2 separate regions of the Homo sapiens genome follow, and region 1 is linked to region 2. Evidence: chromatin contacts called from ENCODE Hi-C or POLR2A ChIA-PET data. All regions are on one chromosome and are shown on one strand. The core of a region is the stretch at or near the end of the contact, and the rest is flanking DNA. Distances in the headings are between cores, read along the strand shown. Region 1 overlaps SREBF2 (sterol regulatory element binding transcription factor 2). Region 2 overlaps MEI1 (meiotic double-stranded break formation protein 1).

Region 1 (7,159 bases), core at 2,790-5,289, 94 kb before region 2:
ACAGGTGTGAGCCACCGCACCCAGCCTCTCTCTTTTTCCTGATTGTTTTGATCATAAAAGGAACTACCTTTGTACTAGATGGGTGCTGTTCTGTCGAAGGTACCAAGGGTCCTTTTTTACAGCTGGAAACACTGAGGCAGCGAGTAGGGAGTCACTGTCCTAAGGCTGTGAGTATAGCGGTTTTGGCTTGTGAGGCCACCTCTAATCCTAGCACTGCAGACCCAAACTTGCTCTAACCTCTTTCCTCCTCACCACAGGGAGGCTCTAGGCCTCCTCTCCAAGCTGAGTAAAACCCTGGGCACTGTTGGTATTCTTGGAAACACTCAGGGACAACCAAGTTGATGGCCCCTAAGTCATGGAGCTTCAGGGATGCAAAGAATGGAAAAACCATATATGAAGTCCAGGAGAGGAAAGTAACTTGGCCAAGGTCACACAGCTTGTCAGGGTACAGCTAGGATTAGAACCAGTTCTCTGCCTCCCAGCTTTGTGTTCTTCTACCACAACACAGTGCAGGTATGTTGCCAGGCCAGGACACAGCAAGCCTGCCCCACCCTGAACTCCGTGCTTCCCAGGGCCCATGCTAGCCCTTGTCTGGTTGTGCCCCTTTTCTCTGGGCAAGGAGTCTTGGGTCCAAAGGGATTTGTCCACCTGGAGACCTCGCTTCCCTTTCTAGATCATGTTCCAAGTAGCTGGGACCCTTAAATTCCCAGCCCAAAGGGTCTCAAGCCTACTTCCAGGGCCTCTTCCCTGGTCAATCTTCCCAAAGGCTTTCCAAAACCCAACTTAACCCACAACTACCCCATCATCTCTCACGACTCCCTTCTTTTTCATATGACTGGTCCCTATAGAAGTCAGGAGCCTCAGCTTTGTCCCAGATAGTTTCAGACCTACAATTCTCTACATTGTCCATATTCTTTTCTCTTTTCTCTCTCCAATACGTTCCCAAGAAGCTACTGCTTGTTCTTGAACTATGGCCCCTCCTTTCCAAACCTTCAAGGCCATGTGATGCTCTGATTTAGACACCAAAACAACAAAAACCACCACACCACCACTATAAAAAAATAAAAGGAACCATCTCCATTCCCCCAAACCTCCACCAAGATGTCCTTCTCAGGTCTCTGATGCTGTGTGTGTGTGTGTGTGTGTGTTTTTTGGGGGATGTGGGGGCCTGGAGCCTGGGGTATATTTGTATATCTGACAAACAGAAAGCTGCTGAGACCGGTTGTGGTGGCTCATGCCTGTAATCCCAGTGCATTGTGAGGCCAAGGTGGGAGGGTCACTTGAGGTCAGGAGTTTGAGAACAGCCTGGGCAACACAGCGAGACTCTGTCTCTCTTTTTTTTGAGATAGGGTATTGCTCTGTCACCCAGGTTGGAGTGCAGTGTTGCAATTTCAGCTCACTGCAGCCTCCACCTCCCAGGCTCAAGCGATCCTTCCACATCAGCCTCCTGAGTAGCTGGGACCACAGGTGTGCGCCAACCATGCCCGGCTAATTTTTGTATTTTCTGTAGAGACGAGATTTCACCATGTTGCCCAGGCTGGTCTCAAACTCCTGAAAAGCAACCTCTCGGTTTGGCCTCCCAAAGTGCTGGGACTACAGGCATGAGCCAGGGCACCTAGCCAGATCCCTTCTCTGAACACAAAACAAACAAACAAAAAAACACAAAGATTTTTTGGGCCGGGCGCGGTGACTCACGCCTATAATCCCAGCACTTTGGGAGGCCAAGGCGTGCGGATCACAAGGTCAGGAGATCGAGACCATCCTGGCTAACACGGTGAAACCCCGTCTCTACTAAAAATACAAAAAATTAGCTGGGCGTGGTGGTGGGCGCCTGTAGTCCAAGCTACTCGGGAGGCTGAGTCAGGAGAATGGAGTGAACCCGGGAGGCAGAGCTTGCAGTGAGCAGAGATCGTGCCACTGCACTCCAGCCTGGGCAACAGAGCGAGACTCAGTCTCAAAAAAAAAAAAAAATATATATATATATACATATATATATATATTTTGATATTTTGTGTGTGTGTGTGTGTGTGTGTATATATATATATATATATATATATATATATATATATATGCTTGCAGAAGGATAGGAAAAATAAATCATAATTAAATGTAAATAGGCCAGGGGTGGTGGCTTATGCTTGTAATCCCAGCACTTTGGGAGGCCAAGGCAGGTGGATCACCTGAAGTCAGGAGTTCGAGACCAGCCTGACAAACATGGTGAAAACCCCTGTCTACTACAAAAATTAGCCAGGCATGGTGGTGGGTGCCTGTAATCCCAGCTACTCGGGAGGCTGAGGCAGGAGAATCGCTTGAACCCAGGAGGCAGAGGTTGCAGTAAGCCGAGATGACTGCGTCACTGTACTCCAGCCTAGGGAACAGAGCAAGACTCCGTCCCAAAAAATAAATAAATAAATAGATAGATAAATAAATAAATGTAAATAAATAAAGCTGCTGGGGCTTTCTAGTGTAGTCTCCATATGGGATAACTGGAGCTTTGCATTTCAATCTGGGCACCTTAAGTATTCAGTCAGTTAAACCTGCTGGGAAAAACAGCATCTCACCAGACTACATTCCTACATAGTGGTATTATTTACCAACATCTTGACACTAAGCTCTGTCCTCACTCAGCCTTGTGCGAGGGAGAAATGGGCAGATTGCTACAGATATTGCAGCTTGTACTAACCAATTCCAATTCCGTGACATGATTAAACTGAGAAATGTCCTCAAATTCAGTACATTTAAACAAAACATAATTTAGTGCTGACACACTCCAAGTACAAGATTATAAAATGCTTTAAGAAAATGACTAAGAGAAATCTAAGAATTTGTTGAACCTTTTAGAATTCCCCCAAAATCCCAACTCTGTAAGAAATCAATACAGAGGGCTGTAACACAGAGCCAGAAGAATATCACACACTGGCCGACAGTTTCCATCCATGGAAAGCTAAGGAGGGCAGAAGGCCAGGGTGGCCTCATAGATGCGCACAGGCTTTGGTGGTAGTCAGGCCTAGGTGTGAGTCTCTGGAGGCCCACCTAATCAGTGGTGTGAGCGTGGGCAAGATACTTCTCTTTAAGCCTTGGTTTCCTCACTACAAAAGGCTGCTTTGAAAATACACACTTGGCCTCTTTGCCCTGAGGATTAATAAGATAATTTATCCGAAGTGCTTGGTGAAGGGTAGACCCTTATGCAGGTCAATGTTGGCGGTACTTCCAGAGCACCCACTACACAGGCATGTGGGTGCACTGATCTCATTTTGTCAAGTACTCTTGAAACCCTTTTGTGGGAAAGATATGGGCTGGTGTGGTGAAGTAACCTACACAGGTCAGAAAGCTTAGTTCACGAAGCGTAAGAGTGTGTAGGCAGATGGAATGAGACTACTTAAATTAAAATAAAAAAGTCCCTTTCAACCCACACACAAAAAGCTCCAGTGGAGCCATCTCCAGTCAGCCGGGCAGCCGGGTACTGGGCTGAGTGGCACAGAGGGGCTGTTAAGATGAACATCTGCAGAAAGGAGTGATGGGAAGCTCCAGAAGGGCACGCAGAGCCTCTCCAGGACCCCATCTGGTCTGCGGTGCCAGGAAAGAGGAGGCCTGGAGAACCAGGGTGTAGTTGTGCTTTGTAACTGTGAGCTACACCCATGGGAATGTCCTAATGGCTCCTCACTGTTCCCTGCTCTGATCATTCACATTCTGTGATTACACAGGCTGTCATTTCCACAGAGAGCCATGAAACTCAGAAAAGGGAGGCCCGGGAGAAGGCGAGTTTTATGGAGCTTTGAAAATGAAGCTCCAGTTCCTACGGCAGGCCACAAAGCTCAGGGCCAGAGACAGGCCTCCCACGAGCTAGGCTGGCACGCTCAAGCTCATCTCACTCCCCTGCTCCTGTTTTTAGCTGCTTTGTAAACTTATAGCTAAGTTGCTTAACAAAGTAGGTGAGGCCCCAGGAAACTGTATCTGGGTTCTGGTCTCTAAAAGCAAATAACCAAAATTAGAGGTTCCTGTTATCATCCGTGCATTGCAAGCAGCCCCATGACTCACAAAGAGACCCTGAGTTCACATGAACTTTATGGAGCTTGTGGCTTGGAGGTAACATAAATATCACTTTGCTCAGCTCAGCCTTCAGCATCTACCTGAGAATGAGGTAACCTGAAATCTGGTTAAATTAATTCTGGTCAAGAATAAAGAATGTGAAGCCTCCAAATAGGGTTACAGTTTCTCCAAATTACAGATTCAGTCAATAATCCTTTAACAGGTATTTGTTACCCAGCCCTATTAGGGGCTGGGAAACCTAGTTTACAAAGGTCATTTATTCTTATATTTTGTATTTATTATGCACCTTGTGTTAGACAATGTTTTTAATAATTTTTTTTTTTTTTGAGACAAAGTCTCGCTCTGTTGCCCAGGCGTGCAGTGGTGCAATCTCGGCTCACTGCAACCTCCACCTCCTGGGTTCAAGTGATTCTTCTGCCTCAGCCTCCCAAGTAGCTGGGGCTACAGGCACACACCACCACGCCCTGCTAATTTTTGTATTTTTAGTAGAGACAGGGTTTCACCATGTTGGCCAGGCTGGTCTCGAACTCCTGACCTCAGATGATCCGCCTACCTCGGCCTCTCAAAGTGCTAGGATTACAGGTGTGAGCCACTGCGCCTGGCCCTGTTTTTAATAATTTGTTAAAATCATAAAAGTAATATATTCACTAAAGAAAAATTTAGAAAGCATATAAATGAAAAGAACAAAAATAAAAATCATCCAGCAGTTCCACTATTCTTGAGTCATCCATTGTCAATTTTTTTTTTTTTAAATGGAGTCTTACTCAGTTGCCCAGGCTAGAGTGCAGTGGCATGATCTTGGCTCACCACAACCTCCACATCCCAGGTTCAAGCAATTCTCCTGCCTCAGCCTCCCGGTGTAATCCCACTGAGTAGGTGGGATTACAGGTGCGTGCCACCATGCCCAGCTAATTTTTGTATTTTTAGTAGAGAGGGGGTTTCACCACAATGGACAGGCTCGTCTCGAACTGCTGACCTTGTGATCCACCTGCCTCGGCCTCCCAAAGTGCTGGGATTACAGGCGTGAGCCACAGCGCCCGGCCCATTGTCAATGTTTTAATGTGTGCCCTTCCAGATTTCTTCCTCTACAAGGCTTGCTTGCACACTTAAGCATGCACATGCATGCAAATTGTTTTACAAAAATGAGATCACACTGAACATGCTACTTTGCACCCTGTTCCCTTTGGTTAATAAATATGAAGAACATTCAGTGTCAACCATTACAGACGTAACATCATCCTTTTCAGAGTCCCACGGTATCATTCTGTGTGCCATTGTACTGTACCAGTGTATTAAAATTTGTTTAACTTAATGATGAAAAATTGCTTTAAATTTTTCAGCCTTATCTTTTTTTTTTATTTTTTTGAGACAGGGTCTTGCTCTCTTGCCCAGGCTGGAAGGCAGTGGTGGGGCTCAATGCAGCCTCTACCTCCTGTGCTTAAGCAATCCTCCCACCTCAGACTCCTGAGTAGCTGGGACTACAAGCATGCATCACCAAACCTGGCTAACTTTAAAGAAATCTTTTTTTTGTGGAGACAGAGTCTCCCTATGTTGTCTAAGCTGGTCTCAAACTCCTGGGCTCAAGCGATCCTCTTGACTTGGCCTCCCAAAGTGCTGGGATTACAGGCGTGTGCCACCACACCCAGCAAGTTATTCGGCATTATTAACAACTCTTTTGTTCCCCCACTTCTCTATTTTCTTAGGATAAATTCCTAGAAGTTAGATGGCTGGGTCAAAGGACCACTATACATGCTTTGGAAAGGTTTCAAAAATCTATGCTCCTGCTAGTGTTTCCTCACAGCCATTTCTGTCAATCTGATAGTGGAAAAAACCAACATGGAATTGTTTTGTCTTGCATGACTGAGTACTAACTGAGGCTGAAAGTCTTTTTTTTTTCTAAAGTCCCAATTTTATTGAGCATTTGCATTTCTTCCTTTGTAAACCGCCTGCTCTTGACCTTCGTCCATTTTTGCTATCAGGCTATTTTGTCTTTTTTTTTTTTTCACTGATTTAAAAAACTTCCAGATATTATAGATACTTATTCTTCTTAAATGTCTGCAAGTACTTCCCCCACTTTGTTATTTCTCTTTTAATATGTTCAGAAAAAAAGAATGACATAGCAATTAAGAATCACCATGTCGGCCTGGCGCGGTGGCTCACACCTGTAATCCCAGCACTTTGGGAGGCCGAGGCGGGCGGATCATGAGGTCAGGAGATCGAGACCATCCTGGCTAACACGGTGAAACCCCGTCTCTACTAAAAATATAAAAAATTAGCTGGGCGTGGTGGCGGGCGCCTGTAGTCCCAGCTACTTGGGCGGTTGAGGCAGGAGAATGGCGAGAACCTGGGAGGCGGAGCTTGCACCGAGATTGCGCCACTGCACTCCAGCCTGGGTGACAGAGCGAGACTCCGTCTCAAAAAAAAAAAAAAAAAAAAAAAAAAAAAGAATCACCATATCCTAGCCTTGGAACCTGGGGCAAGTTTTACCTCTTTCAGCTGCAGTTTTTCTCAACTGTACATTGTGGCTAACAATTACAGCTAACTCACGGATTGATGAGATAACTCATGTGGAATCTATGGCACCATGCCTGGCACTTAGTATTAGCTAGTACACATTATTCATAGTGGGTTTTTTTTTTTTGACACTTTTGCTTTAACTCTTACTTTGAAAATGTGAATTTGTTCAAATGCATCAGATACATCCAGAAACAATCTGAGCATAATATAAATTTTGCATTTGCTTATGCATGAGAAAAACACTAGGAAGTGCAGAAAACCATATTCGGCTGAAATGAGCCATGCAGGAATGCACAAAATGTGCACACACATACACAGGCACCTTAAACATCTACCAGCTTCATCAGGTCACTGCATGTGTTATGAATCACATTCATCACATTGATGTCAGAACTTTCCATTGGACTTCAGACAGCCCTCCTTCCACCACTTCCTGATAACTCCCAAGCTGTAACCTAATGACACTTACTTCCCACAAGCAAACCTCAGGTGTTTTTCAAGCCAAAGTGCCTTTTCATTGTGGTATTTATATATTTCTTAGTTTTTCTGGTCTATAAAACTGTGTGACTGTTTTATTAGGTCCCCCCACTTT
Region 2 (6,647 bases), core at 1,089-3,588:
TGAGCAGGATGCTGGGGATGCTTCTGAGCAACTGGAACAGGACTACTAAGCTGGCAGGAAGGGCGGGCTGCCCAGCAGAGGTGACATCATCCAGTTCCTCATAGCTGCTCTCTTCCCAGAAGAACCAAAGTTCCAGGACACGGTGCCCATACCTACTCATGAGCTCTGGATACAACAGAAAGAACCTGAGCAGGAGCGGATGGTGAGTATAGACTAGCTGCAGGTCTGGGATGCCTTCTAGGAATTTTCTGATTGCACTGACCATAGTCTGGAGGCAAAACAAAGAAAGGAGGTAAATACACCTTGCAGAGGACCCAAGAGACCCCAACATGGCCAAGAGATGACTAGGAAAAATGTACTGTCATCTCAGTATTCCAGGACACCTTGGCTAGCTCATCCCAAGGCACTTTAGTGAGAAAATACCACTGTACTTACCTTATAACAGAAGTTATCAACTAGGGGTGATTTTGTCCCCATGGGACATTTGGTAAAGTCTGGAGACATTTTTTACTATCTTGATTGGGGGAATGCTATTGGGATCTAGTAGGGAGAGAGTGGGGATGCTGCTAAATATCCTACAAAGCTTATCACACAAGAATGATCTGGTGCAAAATATTAATAGTGCCGAGGTCAAGAAACCCAGCTTGATGATGGTACCACAGTGGGTTGTAATTGTCAGTGTGCATGTCTACTTCCCACACTAGACTGAAAGCTGCTTGAGGGTAGGGACTGTGGCAGATTAATCTGTGCACTTAGCATAGGGCCTGGCACAGAAGGGGTGAAGGGGAGATATGTTGAATAATTTCTTTTTTTTTTTCTGAGACAGAGTTTCGCTCCTGTTGCCCAGGCTGGAGTGCAATGGCATGATCTCGGCTCACCGCAACCTCTGCCTCCCGGGTTCAAGTGATTCTCCTGCCTCAGCCTCCTGAGTAGCTGGGATTACAGGCATGTGCCACCATGCCCGGCTAATTTTGTATTTTTAGTAGAGACGGAGTTCCTCCATGTTGGTCAGGCTGGTTTCAAACCCCTGACCTCAGGTGATCTGCCCGCCTTGGCCTCCTAAAGTGCTGGGATTACAGGTGTGAGCCACCGTGCCCGGCCTTGTTGAATAATTTCTTACTCCTCACAAACCTACCTCTTCCCATTGCATTCCCATAACAATGTTCAAATTTCTTAGTATGAGGCTGGGCGTGGGGGCTCATGCCTGTAATCCCAGCACTTTGGGAGGCTGAGGTGGGCGGATCACCTGAGGTCGGGAGTTTGAGACCAGCCTGGCCAACATGGAGAAACTCCGTCTCTACTAAAAATAAAAAATTTGCCGGGCATAATGGCACATGCCTGTAATCCCAGCTACTTGGGAGGCTGAGGCAGGAGACTCACTTGAACCCGGGAGGCAGAGGTTGTGGTGAGCCAAGATCACGCCATTGCACTCTAGCCTGGGTAACAAGAGTGAAACTCCATCTCAAAAAAAAAAAAATTCCTTAATATGCTATTATATGGGTTTTACAGTTTTGGCTCATTTAGGTCTTTCACTCATTGTGAGTTCATTTTTGTGTATGATATGAGTTAAGAGTCCAACTTCATTCTTTTGCATGTGTATATCTAGTTGTTCCTGAAAATTTTCTGAAAAGACAAATCTTCCCCCATTGAATTATCTTGGCATCCTCATCAAAAATTGACCATAAATGTATGGGTTTACTTCTGGACTCTCAATTCTATTTCATTGATCTATATGTCTACTCCTATGTCAGTACCACACTATCCTGATTACTATAGTTTTTTGCTAAGTTCCAAAATAAAAAAGGTATGAGTCTTCCAACTTTGTTCTTTTTTTTCAAGATTGTTTTGACTATTTTGCATTTCCATATGAATTTTAGGTTCAGCTTATTCATTTTTGCAAAAAAGTACAATTGGGATTTTGATACAGATTGCATTGAATCTACCGATCAATTTGGAGAGCACTGCCATCTTAAACTATTAAGTCTTCCAATTCATGAATGCAGTCTGTTAATTTAGATTTTTAATTAAGAAAAAAACTAGAGAAAAACAGTAATGTTTTGAAATTTTCACTATATAAGTTGATATGATTTGGATTTGTGTCCCCGCCCAAATCTCATGTCCAAATTATAATCCTCAGTGTTGGAGGAGGAGCCTGGTGGGAGGTGACTGGATCATGGGGGTGGACCTCCCCGTTGCTGTTCTTGTGATACTGAGTGAATTCTCATGAGCTCTGGTTGTTTTAAAGTTTGTAGCACCTCCCTTTTCACTCTCTTCCTCCTTCTCCAGCCATATAAGATATGCCAGCTTCCCCTTTGCTTTCTGCCATGACTGTAAGATTCCTGAGACCTCCTCAGCCATGCTTCCTGTATAGCCTGTGAAACTGTGAGTCACATAAATCTCTTGTCTTTATAAATTACTCAGTCTCTGGTAGTTCTTTATAAGAATGCGAGAACTGACTAACACAAAGTCCTTATACTTTGTTAAGTTATATTCCCAAGTATTTAATTTCTTGATGCTATTGTAAATGGAATTGTTCCCTTAATTTCATTTTTTTTTTTTTTTTGGGAGACAGGGTCTCACTATGTCACCCAGACTGGAATGCAGTGGCGCAATCTCAGCTCACAGCTCACTGCAACCTCCGCCTCCAGGATTCAAGCAATTCTCCTGCCTCAGCCTCCCGAGTAGCTGGGACTACAGGCGCATGCCGCCACGCCCAGCTAATTTTTTGTATTTTAGTAGAGACAGGGTTTCACCATGTTGCCCAGGCTGCTCTCAAACTCCTGAGCTCAGTCAATCCGCCCGCCTCGGCCTCCCAAAGTGCTAGGATTACAGGCGTGAGCAACTGCGCCCGGCCTAATTTCATTTTCAAGCATGTTAATAAAGACTTAAGTCTACCTTTTCAGCTCCTCTCTATTCTACCTCCCATATGACTTAGCTAAGGCACATTAAGCTAGGCTTCCTTCCTTGAATGGATAGATTGGGCATCTTCCCACTTCTGTACATTAAATCATACTCTGCTCTCAGCTTCAAAGTTCTCCCTTCACCTCCTCCATCTCCTCCACAAAGCCTCTCCTGATGCTATATAATGCTTTGCTGGTTCTTGACCAGTCCCCCAGCTCCAGGAGAGCACTCATTACTGTAGCTGCCTGACCCATAGGAGATCTTTTTGTCTCTCCTGACAAACTTGTGTTCTCTGAGGGCAAGGAACTTGTTTGATTCATTTCAGACCTGACAGGGCCCCACATGGTACCTAGCTCATGTCAAGTGGTCAATCCACATTGGTTGAGTAGCTGAAATGTTGAGAAGCAAATAAAAAATCATCGGCATAGAGTTGTGTTCAACAGCTTAGGAAATGCTGATCAAACTGCAATGAAGTTGCTGAAAAGGAAGAGTTTCCAGGCATAAGTAAGGCCTGACACTCTGAAATATCCATCCCCACAGAGACACCCACACTCTGGCTATTGGGGATCCTCAGACACATACCTTAACACACATCAGTGTGTATCTCCTCCACTGCTTCCACAAAGGCTCAAAGACCATGAGAATCAGAAAGGATCTCAGAGATAACTCTGCCCAAGGCCCAGAAAGGGAAGGAGATCTCGCCAGGAAGGCCCAGAACATTAGCAACAGAACGAGAATGTGGACCCAGGAGTCCTGCCTTTCTGCACAATGCATGTATACAAGGTTACCCTGCTTCTACATAAAGGGCATTCACAGGTAAATGGTACCAAGGAAGCCTTTTCATAAAGATACCACATAAAGAAGGTGACATCAGAGACAGAAGCCAAGGAAAGGCCTGGGAGCTAGCAGGCAAATTTTATGGGGAAGACGTCCACGAGCCTCCTGAAGGTGCCCCTTGCAGCACTACCTCATCTAGGCAGTCCCATTGCTCACCAAGGACCTCAGTGACCATGGAGGGTGCTCCTCTACCCACACCTCTTTAGCCCAACCAGCTGCCCAGAACAAAGAGCTTCCCTGCCTCCAGTAGCTTGATGGTCCCTGTTCTGCCTTCTAAACTCTTTCACCTCCCTTCTAACCTTTCTTTTCACTCTAATCAGAACAACTTCCTGATAAACTAGGGCAACGTGAATCTACACGAGTAATTCTCAAAAATAATACTGGAGACAGGAGCAGTGGCTCACACCTGTAATCCTAGCACTTTGGGAGGCTAAGGCAGGGGGATTGCCTGAGCCCAGGAGTTTGAGACCAGTCCGTCTCTACAGGAAATAAAAATAATTAGCCAGGCATATGCAGTGGTGCATGCCTGTGGTACCAGCTACTCAGGAAGCTGAGGTGGGAATATTGCTTGAGCTCAGGAGGTCAAGCCTGCAGGGAGTTGTGATCACACCACTGCACTCCAGTCTGGGTGACAGAGCAAGACCCTGTCTCGAAAAATAATAATAATATTGAGTAAAATGAATAATAAAAAGAAAGAAAACGTCCATACAGTAGAATTCCAACTAAAAAATATAGAAGGAATTGTAAGCCAGGCACGGTGGCTCACACCTGTAATCCCAGCACTTTGGAAGGCTGAGGCGGGTGGATCAGAAGGTCAGGAGTTCGAGACCAGCCTGGCCAACATGGTGAAACCCTGTCTCTACTAAGAACACAAAAATTAGCCAGGCATGGTGGCACGCACCTGTAATCCCAGCTACTTGGGGCACTGAGGCAGGATAATTGCTTGAACCCGAGGCAGAGGTTGCAGTGAGCAGAGATCGCGCCACTGCACTCCAGCTTGGGCGACAGAGCAAAACTCTGTCTCAAAAAACAAAAACCGTATGGCCGGCACGGTGGCTCATGCCTGTAATCCCAGCACTTTGGGAGGCCGAGGCGGGCAGATCAAGACCATCCTGGCTAATACGGTGAAACCCCGTCTCTACTAAGAAATACAAAAAATTAGTCAGGCATGGTGGCGGGTGCCTGTAATCCCAGCTACTCAGGAGGCTGAGGCAGGAGAATGGTATGAACCCGGGAGGCGGAGGTTGCAGTGAGCCGAGATCACGCCACTGCACTCTCTAGCCTGGCGACAGAGCAAGACTCCGTCTAAAAAAAAAAAAAAAAAAAAAAAAAGAACATTTTGGTATAGTGAAATTTGACTATTGATGACTAAGGATTACACAATATTATATACAATGTTAAATTTCTTGATTTTGATCACTGTACACTGATTATGTAACAGAGAAAGTCCTAATTCTTAGGAAATACAAATTGAAGTATTTATGAATAAAATGACTCTCTGAAAATTATTTTCAAGTGGTTCAGAAAAAAAGAATAAGGGGGTGGGGATGGGAAGAGAGAGAATGCAAATGAGATAAAAATAAAAATTGGTGAATCTGGCTAATCGGTGTCTTTGAACTGTTCTTGAAATTTTTTTGTAAGATGAAATAATATCAAAATAAAATTGAGTAGAAAAATCAAGTTGTGATTGTATGTTGCCCTTTATATATTTATACTAAATTTTATCTTATTTTTTGAGACAACGTCTTACTCTGTCACCCAGGCTGGAGTGCGGTGGCATGAACATGGCTCACTGCAGCCTCGACCTCTTGCGCTCAAGTAATCCTCCCACCTCAGCCTTCCCAGTAGCTGGGACCACAGGTGCGCACCACCATACCTGGCCAATTTTTAAAAATTTTCTGGCTGGGCACGGTGGCTCATGCCTGTAATCCCAGCACTTTGAAAGGCTGAGGTGGGTGGATCGCCTGAGGTCAGGAGTTAGAGACCAGCCTGACCAACATGTTGAAAACCCGTCTCTACTAAAAATACAATAATTAGCTGGGCGTGGTGGCACATGCCTATAATCCCACTGTAATCCCAGCTACTCGGGAGGCTGAGGCAGGAGAATTGCTTGAACCTGGGAAGCGGAGGTTACAGTGAGCCAAGATGGCGCCATTGCACTCCAGCCTGGGAAACAAGAGCAAGACTCTTGGTTGTTCAATTATTAGAACTTTTCATTTTGAAGCAAAGGCTTCTCAGGTCATGAACATTATTAGTATTCTGAAAAAAAAAATCAAGACTGAAGTTCAAGTAACTTTCTCTAGGTCACACAGTTAACTGATGCGGGAGTCGGACTCCAGCTCAGACTTGACTGACTCCTAAGGCTCATTCCTTAGTACCACCTCTGGTTGGTACAGGAGCAAAGAGCTCTAAGGTATTGGTATCTTCTTCTGGTAACAGTTTATTAAAGAAAGTGGATTGCTGGGACTCAGATCATTGTTAATTAGGCTATTGGATCACTTTCGTGGTGGTTGTGTGTGGACAAGTTTTCTCTCTCCAGCTTCCTTATAAACTCCTGGAATCAAGGACCACGTCTGATTCATCACTGAACCTCTCACCTATTTCATAGAATATTGCTTCTGTTCCTTAGTGTGGACCCTTCAGTCTAAAGCTAAAGGCACTCTTCCTCCATTGACTATTAATTTTGCCTCTTTTTGATTACTGTTGAGGCAAATGTGATGAGAGTAGACCTGGTTTAATTTGAGTGGAAACAGAAAGGCATAGTGGAAGTGAATGGGTTTTCAAGTAAGACACACCTGGGCACACAATGTCCTGTTGTCTCTCTCTTTGTGCTAGTAGCAGCCACTGGTGATCATTGCCTAGATCCACTAATTAATTAGGGATTACAAAACAATAATATTCTAGTTCTG

The links. Hi-C counts contacts between places; a loop is a spot of excess contacts on that map. ChIA-PET counts read pairs that join two places held with the same protein, here RNA polymerase II (POLR2A). Pooled maps may share reads with other maps.
Region 1: a loop to region 2 is called in a pooled map, with 2.5 times the contacts of the local background. The contact joins two enhancer-like sites. A Hi-C loop is called at or near these places in 1 of 37 single-sample maps with no recorded cell type and 4 of 50 pooled maps. POLR2A ChIA-PET finds 5 or more read pairs at or near these places in 7 of 52 experiments (A673, B cell, MCF 10A and 2 more).

Annotation. Positions count from the first base shown.
Region 1 is chr22:41,859,136-41,866,294 of GRCh38, reverse strand. The region is part of intron 1 of SREBF2 (sterol regulatory element binding transcription factor 2); the gene reads right to left. Among named protein-coding and RNA genes, the nearest start is that of SREBF2-AS1, 28 kb to the right of the region's middle. RefSeq lists an enhancer at 3,144-3,644. Within about 2 kb of position 4,039, at least 11 of the 41 ENCODE cell types and tissues checked have a DNase peak (open chromatin) inside an H3K27ac peak, as active enhancers do.
Region 2 is chr22:41,764,307-41,770,953 of GRCh38, reverse strand. MEI1 (meiotic double-stranded break formation protein 1) reads right to left here. Exons shown (of 31, transcript NM_152513.4): 20 at 1-268. Among named protein-coding and RNA genes, the nearest start is that of CCDC134, 33 kb to the left of the region's middle. Within about 2 kb of position 2,338, at least 2 of the 41 ENCODE cell types and tissues checked have a DNase peak (open chromatin) inside an H3K27ac peak, as active enhancers do.